Linked DNA regions of Homo sapiens: region 1 is linked to region 2. The links are chromatin contacts, found by Hi-C or POLR2A ChIA-PET in ENCODE. All regions are on one chromosome and are shown on one strand. Each heading gives the region's core, a stretch centred on a gene start or an enhancer-like site at or near the end of the contact. The rest is flanking DNA. Distances are from core to core; before and after follow the strand shown.

The links. A loop is a pair of places that touch in the nucleus more often than their neighbours do. ChIA-PET counts read pairs that join two places held with the same protein, here RNA polymerase II (POLR2A). Pooled maps may share reads with other maps.
Region 1: a pooled map shows a loop between it and region 2 (6-fold over the local background). The contact joins two enhancer-like sites. A Hi-C loop is called at or near these places in 2 of 37 single-sample maps with no recorded cell type and 2 of 50 pooled maps. POLR2A ChIA-PET finds 5 or more read pairs at or near these places in 1 of 52 experiments (GM12878).

What each region holds. Positions count from the first base shown.
Region 1 is chr2:47,308,106-47,313,492 of GRCh38, forward strand. The region is part of intron 3 of EPCAM-DT (EPCAM divergent transcript); the gene reads right to left. Among named protein-coding and RNA genes, the nearest start is that of BCYRN1, 25 kb to the right of the region's middle. RefSeq lists enhancers at 1,497-1,686, 2,947-3,016. Within about 2 kb of position 2,231, at least 26 of the 41 ENCODE cell types and tissues checked have a DNase peak (open chromatin) inside an H3K27ac peak, as active enhancers do.
Region 2 is chr2:46,227,144-46,233,188 of GRCh38, forward strand. No RefSeq gene overlaps it. Among named protein-coding and RNA genes, the nearest start is that of EPAS1, 67 kb to the right of the region's middle. RefSeq lists enhancers at 1,757-2,741, 3,317-3,406. Within about 2 kb of position 3,093, at least 12 of the 41 ENCODE cell types and tissues checked have a DNase peak (open chromatin) inside an H3K27ac peak, as active enhancers do.

The DNA of each region.
Region 1 (5,387 bases), core at 981-3,480, 1.1 Mb after region 2:
GGAGCTTCCCTGGCCTCCACAAAGAGAACCTCTCTCCATTAAGATTTGCTTTACATTAAGACTGGGACTTGCAGCACCTTGTCTGAGTCCCCTCCCTGACCAGCTTCCTTCTAGTAGCAGTTGTGAACTCAGTACTGCTTTCCTCTTACTCCAAAAAGTGCTGCTCTTTTCTTAAAAAAAAAAAAAAAAAAAAGTTTCTTCTGGTTATTTTTCACTGTAGAAGATTAAGAAAATCCTGAAAAGCACAGGAAGAAAATAAAATAATCCATAATTACGAAATTGAGATAATCTTTTAAAACAGCTTGATATATTTCCTTCGTGTACAAGGTGTTTTTCAGAGGCCTGTGGATCCCAGCCCCTCCACCAGCTCCTGACTCATGAGCTTCTCCCGGAAGCTTCTCCCTTTACTCTCATGGGCAAAGACTTCCTCCCTCAATCCCTCAAAGTGACCCCACAAGGACATAAGGCTATACCCTGCCACCTTCTCTTTTTTTTTTTTTTTTTTTTTTTTTGAGATGGAGTCTCGCTCTGTCACCCAGGCTGGAGTGCAATGGCACGATCTCGGCTCACTGCAACCTCCGCCTCCCGGGTTCAAGCGATTCTCCTGCCTCAGCCTCCTGAGTAGCTGAGATTACAGGCACATGCCACCATGCCGAGCTAATTTTTGTGTTTTTAGTAGAGACGGTGTTTCACCATCTTGGCCGGGCTGGTCTCGAACTCGTGACCTCATGATCCACCCACCTCGGCCTCCCAAAGTGCTGGGATTACAGGTGTGAGCCACCATGCCCGGCTTATCCTGCCACCTTCTAGCCTCAACTGAAAGTCAGAATTCTGGAGCCAAATTTTGGAGACATGTGGAGAACTGATACACAACAATTGTTACACTCTTTCCTCACTAAACTTTTTAAATTTTTTTTTTCATTTTTTATTTTTGGAGACCGTGTCTTGCTGTCACTCAGGTTGGAGTGCAGTGGCACGATCACAGCTCACTGCAGTCTTGACCTTCCAGGCTTAGGTGATCCTCCCACCTCAGCCTGCCGAGTAGCTGGGACTACAGGTGTGCACCAGCACGCCCAGTTAGTTTTTGTATTTTTAGTAGAGACGGGGTTTCACCATGTTGGCCAGGCTGGTCTCAAACTCCTGACCTCAGGTGATCCACCCAGATGATCCACCCGCCTCAGCCTCCCAAAGTGCTGGGATTACAGGCATGAGCCACTGTGCCCAGCTGATTACTCTTGTCTCCTGCTAAATCACAGACGTTTGGGGAGTTCCTTCAGGACCCCAATAAACTTGTCTGTGGAGGCCTGGGGAGTCTCTTCAGACCCCCAATAAAATTTGTTTAATCCTAAATGGATCCTGTTAAGAATTCCTCCATTATTTTGTCACGCTTTAAGGCCCAGGAAAGGCCTAGGCAAAACTCTTGGTGGGCTTTTGTTACATTCCAGTCTTTGTATAAGGGCACTGGCCCTTTCAGCTTTTAATATTTAACTTAACTACTCAGTCAGTACTTTCACAGTTGTTATGGAAGCCTGAGGATCTTGCCACTGCGCTCTAGCCTGGGTGACAGAATGAGACCCAGTCTAAAAAAAAGAAAAAAGAAAGAAAAGAATGTCCTGTATTCACACAACCACCACAGAACTGGACCTTCTTGAACAGTGCAGCATGGCTCATTCCTTCATTCTTTGATATCCCAACCCCTGCTCAGCATCTGCAGCATGGGGCACAGAGCAGGCACACCCTCCAATGCTGCTCTGTTCACTAGACGGCAGCTTTCTCCTCAGCCCTCAGTGTTCGGCTTGTGCACAGAAAACGTGAATCTAGATAATAAGAGCAAAGAACATCTCCACGGGACATAAGTAAACCACCACACCCCACCCACCTCTATCAACCTTATCTGCTTACTTGGAGCTCTGATCTCTAACAGGCAATTAATCCTCCCTTGTGGAACTCAAAAGTCACCTACCCATTCCCCAGGGAGCTGGGTGATAAGAAAGCGCAAAGTTTAGGATTACTCTTTGATAAGAGTCTTGCTTAAACAAGATCACATACAAAAGCCTGTCTGATCCCCACACCCTTCTCCCCTGGCTCCCCTCTCTCCTTTCTTCCTCTCTTGCTTGTAAGATTGCAAGATTGTGCAAGCCAACCCACAGACTTGGGCTCTGAAAGGCCTAATGCAAATTGCTTTTAGACACACACATTTCTTTCCCAGCCCTCTGTATTAGTCCACTCCCCACCCAGCAGGCCTCACCCTTACCCCCTACCTGGGAGTTGACGCTTGGGGCTCCCCTGGGAGCTGATTGCCCTGGTCTGCTCCTGGCCACTTCCCATTGGTGCTTGCTCATTTACATTTTAAAATTAGAGCAGAGTTCAACACTGTGGTTGGCTTTAGTGGCTCTATGAATTGTCCTACCCTGGTGAGAAAAATGCAGACAATATAGCCACCTGGGAAAACTTTGCTCCTAAAATAGCGCAGCCCCCACAGCATTCTGGCAACAGGTTGCTCTGTGGTGAGTCTCTGGCTCTGGGCTGATAGAAACACCCGGGGATGTAAATAGCAATGAGAAAAGGCCACTTGTACCACGATGACGTTTCGTGTTGGCGGGTTCTACCCCCACCCCAACCCCACCTAAGTTCTCTATTTTTGTTTTGCTTAAACTTCAGCTCACAGCATAAACACCCAGGGTTGAGGCTCCATTCTGCCCTAGAGCTGTGAGTGCAGGGTGAGGGGTTGTGGTGTCCTGTTCCTCCTACCATGTCCCAGCCCCTCTGTTTCAGTCTCAGCACTGTCCTCCCAGACCCTCCCTTCTGAAGGTCAGTTCCCTCTGCTGCAAAGTGGGAATAACAGCATTCGTTGGGAGGGTTGAATGAGTTGACAAAACCCATGCCTGGCACAGTGCCCGCCTGTGGCAGGCTGCAGTGTCTCAGGCCATGATTAAGACAGGGTTGTGGCAGTGATGCAGGTGCACACAGTGGTGAAGAAGCAGACGGTGGGGACCCTCTTGGCAGTCCCCGACCACACAGATGCATGGCAGGACCAGGAGGTGGGGGGCCTCAGGCTGAAACGGCCATCTCCCCAACTCCTCCTTGTTTGTCGGATTCCAGGCCAGCGCCTGGCAGCCCTTCGGCACAGAACTTCTTGTACATTCCACAGCAAGTGAAAGGGCTTTTGTCCCCACACAGGAAGAACAAATGACAAAGGCAATTGTGTGTCTCCCCACGGGCCCACACAGCAAGCTTGGGAAGAGAAAATTCTTTCCCCAAGAGTCCAGCTTTGCTGGAGCGGTTGCAGTCACAGATCAGTCAAACTGTGGCACAGCTCTGGAAGAGTGTGGCATCTGAGCTCCCACATGTGTGGCAGGGTGCTCATCGCACGCCCAGCACACACACATGTGCACAAACTCCAACACATTGCTCCTGCCCAGACTAGCTGGGCAGTGCGTCACAGATGCTCTAGCTGCAGGGGCTCAGGAGGGCATCACACCCACCCCCTTCAGGAGGTTATGGCTTTATTATTCCCTGATATGGTTTGGCTGTGTCCCTACCCAAATCTCATCTTGAATTGTAGCTTCCATAATTCCCACGTGTTGTGGGAGGGACCCGGTGGGAGATAATTGAATCATGGGGGCAGTTTCCCCCATATTGCTCTCATGGTAGTGAATAAGTCTCATGAGATCTGATGGTTTTATAAGGGGAAACCGTTTTCGCTTGGCTCTCATTCCCTCTTGCCTGCTGCCATGTAAGACGTGCCTTTGCTCCTCGCCTTCCTCCATGATTGTGAGGCCTCCAGCCATGTGGAACTATGAGTCTATTAAACTTCTTTTTTTTATAAATTACCCAGTATGGGCATGTCTTTATTAGCAGCATGAGAACAGACTAATACATTCCCCTTCCCAGGTGGGCCACAAAGGCCCAGAGGGTCCTACAACTCGCCATGGGTCTCACCGTGCTTGTCCTTTTCAGGCCTCATGGCCCACACTGTGAAGAATGTTAGGCACTATCAGAGAAAGATCTGTTTTCAAGAAGTCTATCCTGAAGGCCCTTCAAACACATAGTCATTGAGGGCCTATGAGAGGGTGGAGACTCCAGACTACCCACAGGAGATAAATTATACTGAAGAAATCATTCTCACTGGGACAGGATAGATCTCTCCTTTTACCATTTTTTTTCCATCCTTATTTTTCGTATTCTCTTGTAATTATCATAATAGGAAGCTGAGGGTTTGGAAGATTTTAAAATTTGTTAAAGGAAAAAACTTTTCTTATCAAATGAAATTATTATGCATCACTTTATTGGACCCCATGAATGGAATGGAATAACCCAACCCATTTCTGCTGCAGACTTGGCTGCCAGAGCCCTTGGTTGCTGAGTTTAGTGATCAGTCACAGTAACCAGTTCGTCCCAGGTACATCTGGTGCTCCTAATAGATGTCTGGCCTGGCATCTGCTTTTATGTTTTGTGTCTTGTTGTATCTTGAACTTAAATTTCATAAGTGATCTTTGTGCTGTGCAAAAAACTTTCATTGGCCTAACAGAGTTGGGAAATCTAGATGTTATTCCCAGTTCTGCCTGACTGACCAGTTCCACCTTGAGCAAGACATTCCCTCTATCTGGGCCTCTATTTCCTCATTTTGAAACCTATCTGTGTCTCCCAGACTTTCCTGTAACAGAATAACCTTGAGTGTTTGTTAAATATACAAAGTCACAGGCCCCTTCCCTAAATCAGGGGTGGGGACAGGGAGCTGGAATCTGTATCTTTAAACCTAGCATCCTGGTGGATTCTAATCATCTGGCAAGTTCAAAACATGAACACCAGATGGTTACCAAAGTACCATTCTATGCTATGATCTATAATTTATACAAATAATCTCTTAGAAGAAAGGAGATGAAGTTTGGTACAGATTTTGAAATCACGTGTCTTGTTCTTTACTGAATGTAGTTTATCATGATCCTCAGTTTTCATTTATAAACACACACAAGGGGGAACATTTTGTATATTCCTTTGCAAGGTGAAAAACCCAACCCAGGTGCTTGTTCCTCCTGTGGCTTTCCACTGGATTTTTACCAGGGTTGGGCCCCCGACTCCTACCCGTGGAGGCTGTGCTTCCTAGGAAGCTCGATGCATGTTTCCCCAGACACCTGCATGACTCATTCCATCACCGCCCTCTCTTGGGTGTTGACTCAAACGTCAGCTTATCAGTGAGGACTTCCATGGGGCTAATATCACAGCTCCCTCTCCAACATTTCCTATCCTCCTCCCTACTTTGTTTTTCTACTTAGCGCTCATCACTATTTAACCCACTGGAAATTTTACTTGTTTATTTTGTTTGCCATCTGTCTCCCCAACTAGAGATAAACTCCTCAGGGACTTCTCTCTGTTGTGTTCCCTGC
Region 2 (6,045 bases), core at 1,843-4,342:
AAACTCATGGAAGTATGCAGTATGTTTGAAGATACTCAGTGGAAAATAATACAAACGTCTCTCAGTACAGAACTTGCTAAACAAATGATACGTTCTTCCCACAGATTACTAGGTGCATCATTAAGAGTGGCTGTTCTGCACGTGCTCATGTTGAAAAGGGGACAAGATATCTTAATTCAGAAAAAAAAATGTTAATAGTATTTATAGTTATGAGTCTGCATGTGTGACAAATGAAGACAAGTCATTTGTAATGATCTGGCACCTACTGGATGGTCAATAGAAAGTTCTTAGCTACTGTTCCTAATGCAAGCTGTAAAACTAAACAATGATTATGATTCCAAATAAAAATGCATTGGATAATAAAGCTCACTTGGCTGCAGAGGTCATGCACATCGAACTTTACATTTTTCTGTGTGATTTACAACAGTTTTGCTGTTCTCATTGATCAACTTAATCATGATTAAATGTAATAAATTTGAACTTACAAAATAATGTAACAGTCTGCTGTCATATGTTTTGTATGTTTTGCCTATTGGACTTTTTTTTCAGAACAAGCTTTCTTTAAAAGTTATATAATTCTTTGGCTCAAAGAAAAAACCTAGAAAATAATATTCCCCACTGACCTGTACTTTCCTGACCCAGCAAGCCTTCAGCAGATTTGTCTTGGACTAGAATTCAAGACACCTGGGTGCCAGTCCTGGCTCGGCTACTCAGTAGGTGGGTGACCTTGAGCAAACCCTTCGGCCTCTCTTAGTTCTTCTTAGCTGTCGTATGGGATACAGCGCCTTTCCTATCTACCCTGTGGGACTACTGTGAAAAGCAAATGAGGCAACAGGTATATAAATTTGTAATCTGTGAAAGCATGCACATGAAAGAACTTTTATTTTGATAGCTAGAAGTATCCTCTCACAGGTTAAATATTTCTGGTCCTCCCAGCAGAGAGACACGCCTGGGTATTTATTCAGTAGACCTTGAGTGCCTTTCTGGACCAAGCAGGGACTGGTGAGGCAGAATTGAATATGATGCAGTCCCCGTTCTCAAAGAACTCACAGTTTGATAGGAGAGGCAATTACAGTAAAACGTGAGAAATACAATATAATGGTTATAGACAAAGACTGGTGGGACTCACAGGAGTCAAAATGTCTGACTAGAGAAGGCATCACTGACAAGTGACACCTGGATCGAGTCTTCAAGAACATGTGAGAATTTACCAGGCAGAGAATTGATTGATTGCTGGGTGGAACCCAGGCAGTGCCCCAACTGTGGAGCAATTTCTCACCCCTCTTTCTTTATCAAGTCTTACCTCTGCTGTGAGATAGCAGACCATCAGAAACTTGCTCTCAGCTACCTATCCTATTGGAAAATGTTTGAAAAAGATGTTAATGACAGGTTAGGTGTGTGCTTCCCTCCAGAATAGATGCATTTGGGTCCAGAGGGTGAGATGGTTCTCTATACACAGAAATACCAATAATTTTAGCTAAATAGATTTACTTTTAGGGAAAGTACCTAAGTAATTTTTTTTGAACCTCACTCTTTTACTCAAGTTAGAGTGCAGTGCTATGATCACAGCTCACTGCAGCCTTGACCTCCCGGGCTCAGGCAATCCTTGCACCTCAGCCTCCAGAATAGGCGGAACTACAGGTGTGCCACCACACCTGGCTTTTTTTTTTTTTTTTAATAGAGACAGGGTCTCATCATGTTTCCCAGGCTGGTCTCAAACTCCTGGGCTCAAGTGATCCTCCTGCCTAGGCCTCCCAAAGTGCTGGGATTACAAGTGTTAGCCACCATGCCTGGCCAATACCTAAGTAATTTCTATGGCCACCAGCTGGTACCAGATCATTACAAACATTACTTTTCTTCATTATCACAACAACCTTGTTTTTTTCTTATTATAGGTGGCAGAACATAGGACGAGAATCACCACCCAGCCAGTTATACCAGAGCCAGGATTCAAACTCAAGCCATGATCTTGCATATCCATTGACAAACTGGTTCTCATAACCGCCCTGGGAAATGAGCAGGAAAGGAATGTTATCCCCACTTAAGATGGGGAATCCGGGCATGGAAAGCTCTGCTGGGGACTCCCCGCTGGGCTTCCTGACTCCTACCCTGACTGAGGTTGTTACCTTGCAATGGAGGCCAAAGTCCTGACAGGCAGTGGGAAAGATATTTTGGGGTAGGGCTGTCTCCCTGGTGCTTGTCAGATCTCATCTTGTGAAACAATTGGTTCAAGTTCACTGGGCCCGGGTGCGCAGCCTTCCCTGGCTGGAGCTGGGACCCTGCTGTTCTGAAAAGCTATATGGAAGGAGATTTCTTTCCTTCTCTGATTATCCTCACCACTAGGTGGGATGGAAGCTGTCTACCAGAGTCTGCTGCAGGTTAACCCTTCCCCTGCCCTCATTCAAGGACATGACAGGGATGTTCCAGGTAAATGTGCCCCCTTGGCTTGAGACAGCACTTGTGGTAATGGAATAGCTTCCTCTGCTATGGCCTGCTTGTGTTAGTTCACTGAGAATGGACTCCCTGTGGGTTCGTAGAGTGCAACAATTGAAGAGCTTGAATAATGGTTAACCAGGATGAAGTCACATCCGAATATGCGTCATCTCACCACCTCCTTTGCTGCAGTCCGAAAACCCCACTGAGTCTTTGTTCTTTTTCCATCCGTCTGTCTCTCTTGGTATCTGTCTCTCTCTTTCTCATCACCCCTTCAGGGTATTGATGCTTATTGATACTGGATTTTCTTTCTCACTCCAGTTTTTCCTGTCTCTATCCACCTGTCTTTCTCCCTCCAGCTCTCCCTCACTCTCTCTCCCTCCCCTTTTCCTCCCTTCTAGTTCCCCATTTTGCTGGTCTCATTGTAGACCTGCATTCATTTACGATTCATTATTCTTACTGAAGAGATCCTTTGATCTTGTCTGTTAAAAAGTAAGTGAGTTGCACTCTATACACCAAGAAAAAACAAAATCATCTTTATTTAACTTTTTTTCTGGCCATGGGCCTGTGGCTGGGGCAAAAATAGGTCTCCCTGTTTCTGGCACACACACCAGCCTCCCCAAGCTGCAAGCCAGCCCAGTGGGCAGACACAGCTGCGAGGCAGGAATACTGTTACCCAACTCAGGGTGGTGCCAGAGCTCCGAGTGCCCAGGCAGGCCTCCCCGCCAAGGCAGGGATCGCTCTGAGGCCAGAGGAGGCCCAGGGGACAGAGTCAAGGCTCCTGCTCACCTGGCCCTGGGGCTGTGGCTGGTGCTGGTTAGCCACTTCCTCCCCTTCCCCAGCAGGGCAGCAGGAGGGTTCCACTGGAGCCCAGCCCTGTCTCAGCTTGACCCCTATACCTGGTGACATCCCGCAGCCTGGGTCAAGCTGTCAGGTTAGCACGCAGCCCAGTTAAATGCACTGGGCTAACATCTGGACTTAGAGTTATGTAATGTTTTTACCTCATAATATTGTAACCTAGTAGAGGACATTTTATGGAGTCTTTAGAGGTGACCAAACTGAGGCTCATGGAGGTTGAGTTATCCAGTTAGTCAGGGATGAAGCTGGTGCTCAGGACTCTGGAATTCCTTGCCCAGATGTTCCCAAACCAGGTTGCATGGGCTGCTCCCCCAGGCCTGTTTCTTAGGGTAAGTGGTAACAAGCATCCCCATCATCTCCAGTTTGGAGAGCAGCCATGGGGCAGTAGTTTGCTGGGGGGAGGGTGGAGCTTGGACATGTAAGCTGGAGTGTCCCCTGGCATGAGTGTGAGGTCCTCTGCAGGACAGGATGTTGCTGGGGACAGGAAGTAAAGGCGGGTGGGATGGAGGCTGGGGGCTGGGGACCTGCTTTTCCTGAACCACCACATTCAGGCATGGAACTCCCAGGAACCGAATGTTCTGAATTTCAACCTGGCCTTCCAGGTCATAATGAATGTGTATTTGCAAAATTAGAAGGATAGAATGTACTTTACTTAATGATTGTTAACTCAATAATTTTGAAATATTAAGATGTGAATTGGGCTATCACTAGACTTAGGGGCTCTGAGCCTCACAGATATTAGAACTGGGCCTGTGAAGCACCTTTTCACCTGTTGATTGGCTATTTGGTTTCCTCTTATGTGACACACCCCACAGCTGCTGTCCCAATTCCCCTTCAGATCCTCTCCTCTGGGGCCCGGGAGCTCCTCCTGACCACTGTCCTAACCCCAGGCTGGCTCTGCTCTATCCCCTTCTCCATTCTGCTGCCAGAGACATTCCTAAACGGCTCAGAAATTTTCTAAGTATCCCACTAGCCATGAACTAGAACTCCAGCTCCCAGCCTGCCCTTCAAGGCGTTGGTTCCTTATGGAGCTAACTGTAAAGACCAAGTTGCTTTCTGCAGTGAGTTGGGGAGGCCAGGTGAGGATGCACAGGGAAGTCAACCGTGTGGCTAGACCTAGTCAACACTGTGGCTAGGCAAAGGCCAGGAAGCGCCACCAAGAAAGAGCAAGGAGAAGAGCAGGGTCAGGGCTTGTGGAGACTGGGGTACAGATGAGGGGCTCAGAGGTAGGGCCACCCTGTTACCTCCTCAGCTCTGTGCTCTACTCTCACAGAAGGACACACAGCCCTCTGCTGCTCTCTTTGCTTTTTTCCTTCTACTCTCAACACCAGCCAGCTACCTGTCTTTTTCTATGTCTCCACTTACAATCCCCCAGGGGAAGGATCTATTGATCCAATTAGTGCCAATATTCCTTTGGGCCGAATGTTCTTGCCTGGCCGCAAAGGAAAACAGAGGTACCCAGGCTGACCTAATCAACTGAGAGCTAGGAGGTGGGGTCACGTGGTTTCTGAAGCTGGTCTTCTTGTTCTGGGGTGAATGGGCAGGTGTTCCAAGACCTGGCCTACCCCGTTCATCAGCCAGGCTCCAAGGCACCGTCCCCAGAGGTCCAGCTGCTGAGCCCACACAGTCTTTGCTTATGCCATTCCTCTCACCAGGTACACTTAGCTTTCAAGCTCAGATAAGTGCTGCCCCTCCTTCCCTTTCCCTCCCAGGAAGCCTTCCCTAAACCCCTCCAGCTAGAATGAACCCCTCACTCTGGGCCCGTGTTGCTAGTGCTTATAACCTTTTGTTAGCACTGATTTCCTTCTTTCTGTTATTATTATTATTGAGATGTAATCTCCCTCTGTTGCCCAGGCTGGAGTGCAGTGGCTCGATCTCAGCTCACTGCAACCTCCACCTCCCAGGTTCAGGTAATTCTCCTGCTTCAGCCTCCCAAGTAGCTGGGATTACAGGTACCCACCACTACGCCTGACTAATCTTTGAATTTTTAGTAGAGATGGGGTTTCACCGTTTTGGTCGGGCTAGTCTTGAATTCCTGACCTCATGTGATCCACCCGCCTCAGCCTCCTGAAAGTGCTGGGATTACAGGCGTGAACCACTGCACAGGGCCCCTTCTTTCTGTTATTATTGTGAGTTGTTACTGATCTATCTCCTTAATTGGGCTGTAAACATCATGGAAGTGGAGACTATTTTATACATCTTTGTATAGAGAGTCCAAGTGCCTAATACAGAGCCCTGCATAATAGGCTTTCAGTTCAATATTTTGTTAGATAAATGAATAAATGATCTGGAAAAATCAGCACAACAGATGATCCCAAAATTAATTCTCTATTTTCTTAGATGCATCTTTTAAATGTTTTAAACACTAATAACGGATTTTTAAATGCTGGGGGCTCAAATACTGCCCCTCCACCCCCATTTCACCCTGCACCAGCTCCTCCTCAGTCAGGTCTAGGGTCCTGCCTCTGTCCCAGTGGCCACCTGGCTGTGGGGGCAGGGTGGGCCACCCAGGAACCTGTGTGGTCAGGGCTCTGCATGGAGGGTCTGCCAGGGCAGCCTGGGATGTGGCTGGGCTGCTGCTGTGGACTGGGTGGGGTGGGAGGCGTGGACAGCTCCAGCGTGCTCTCCCTCACGTCCTTGAAGTTTGCCCATCCTCTGACTCAGCTCCAGCATCTCAATTCGTGGATGAATGCCCTGGTCCTAGACAGAGAGCCAATTCAGCCCAGCAGGGTTTCTGGAGGGCTCCCAGGAGGG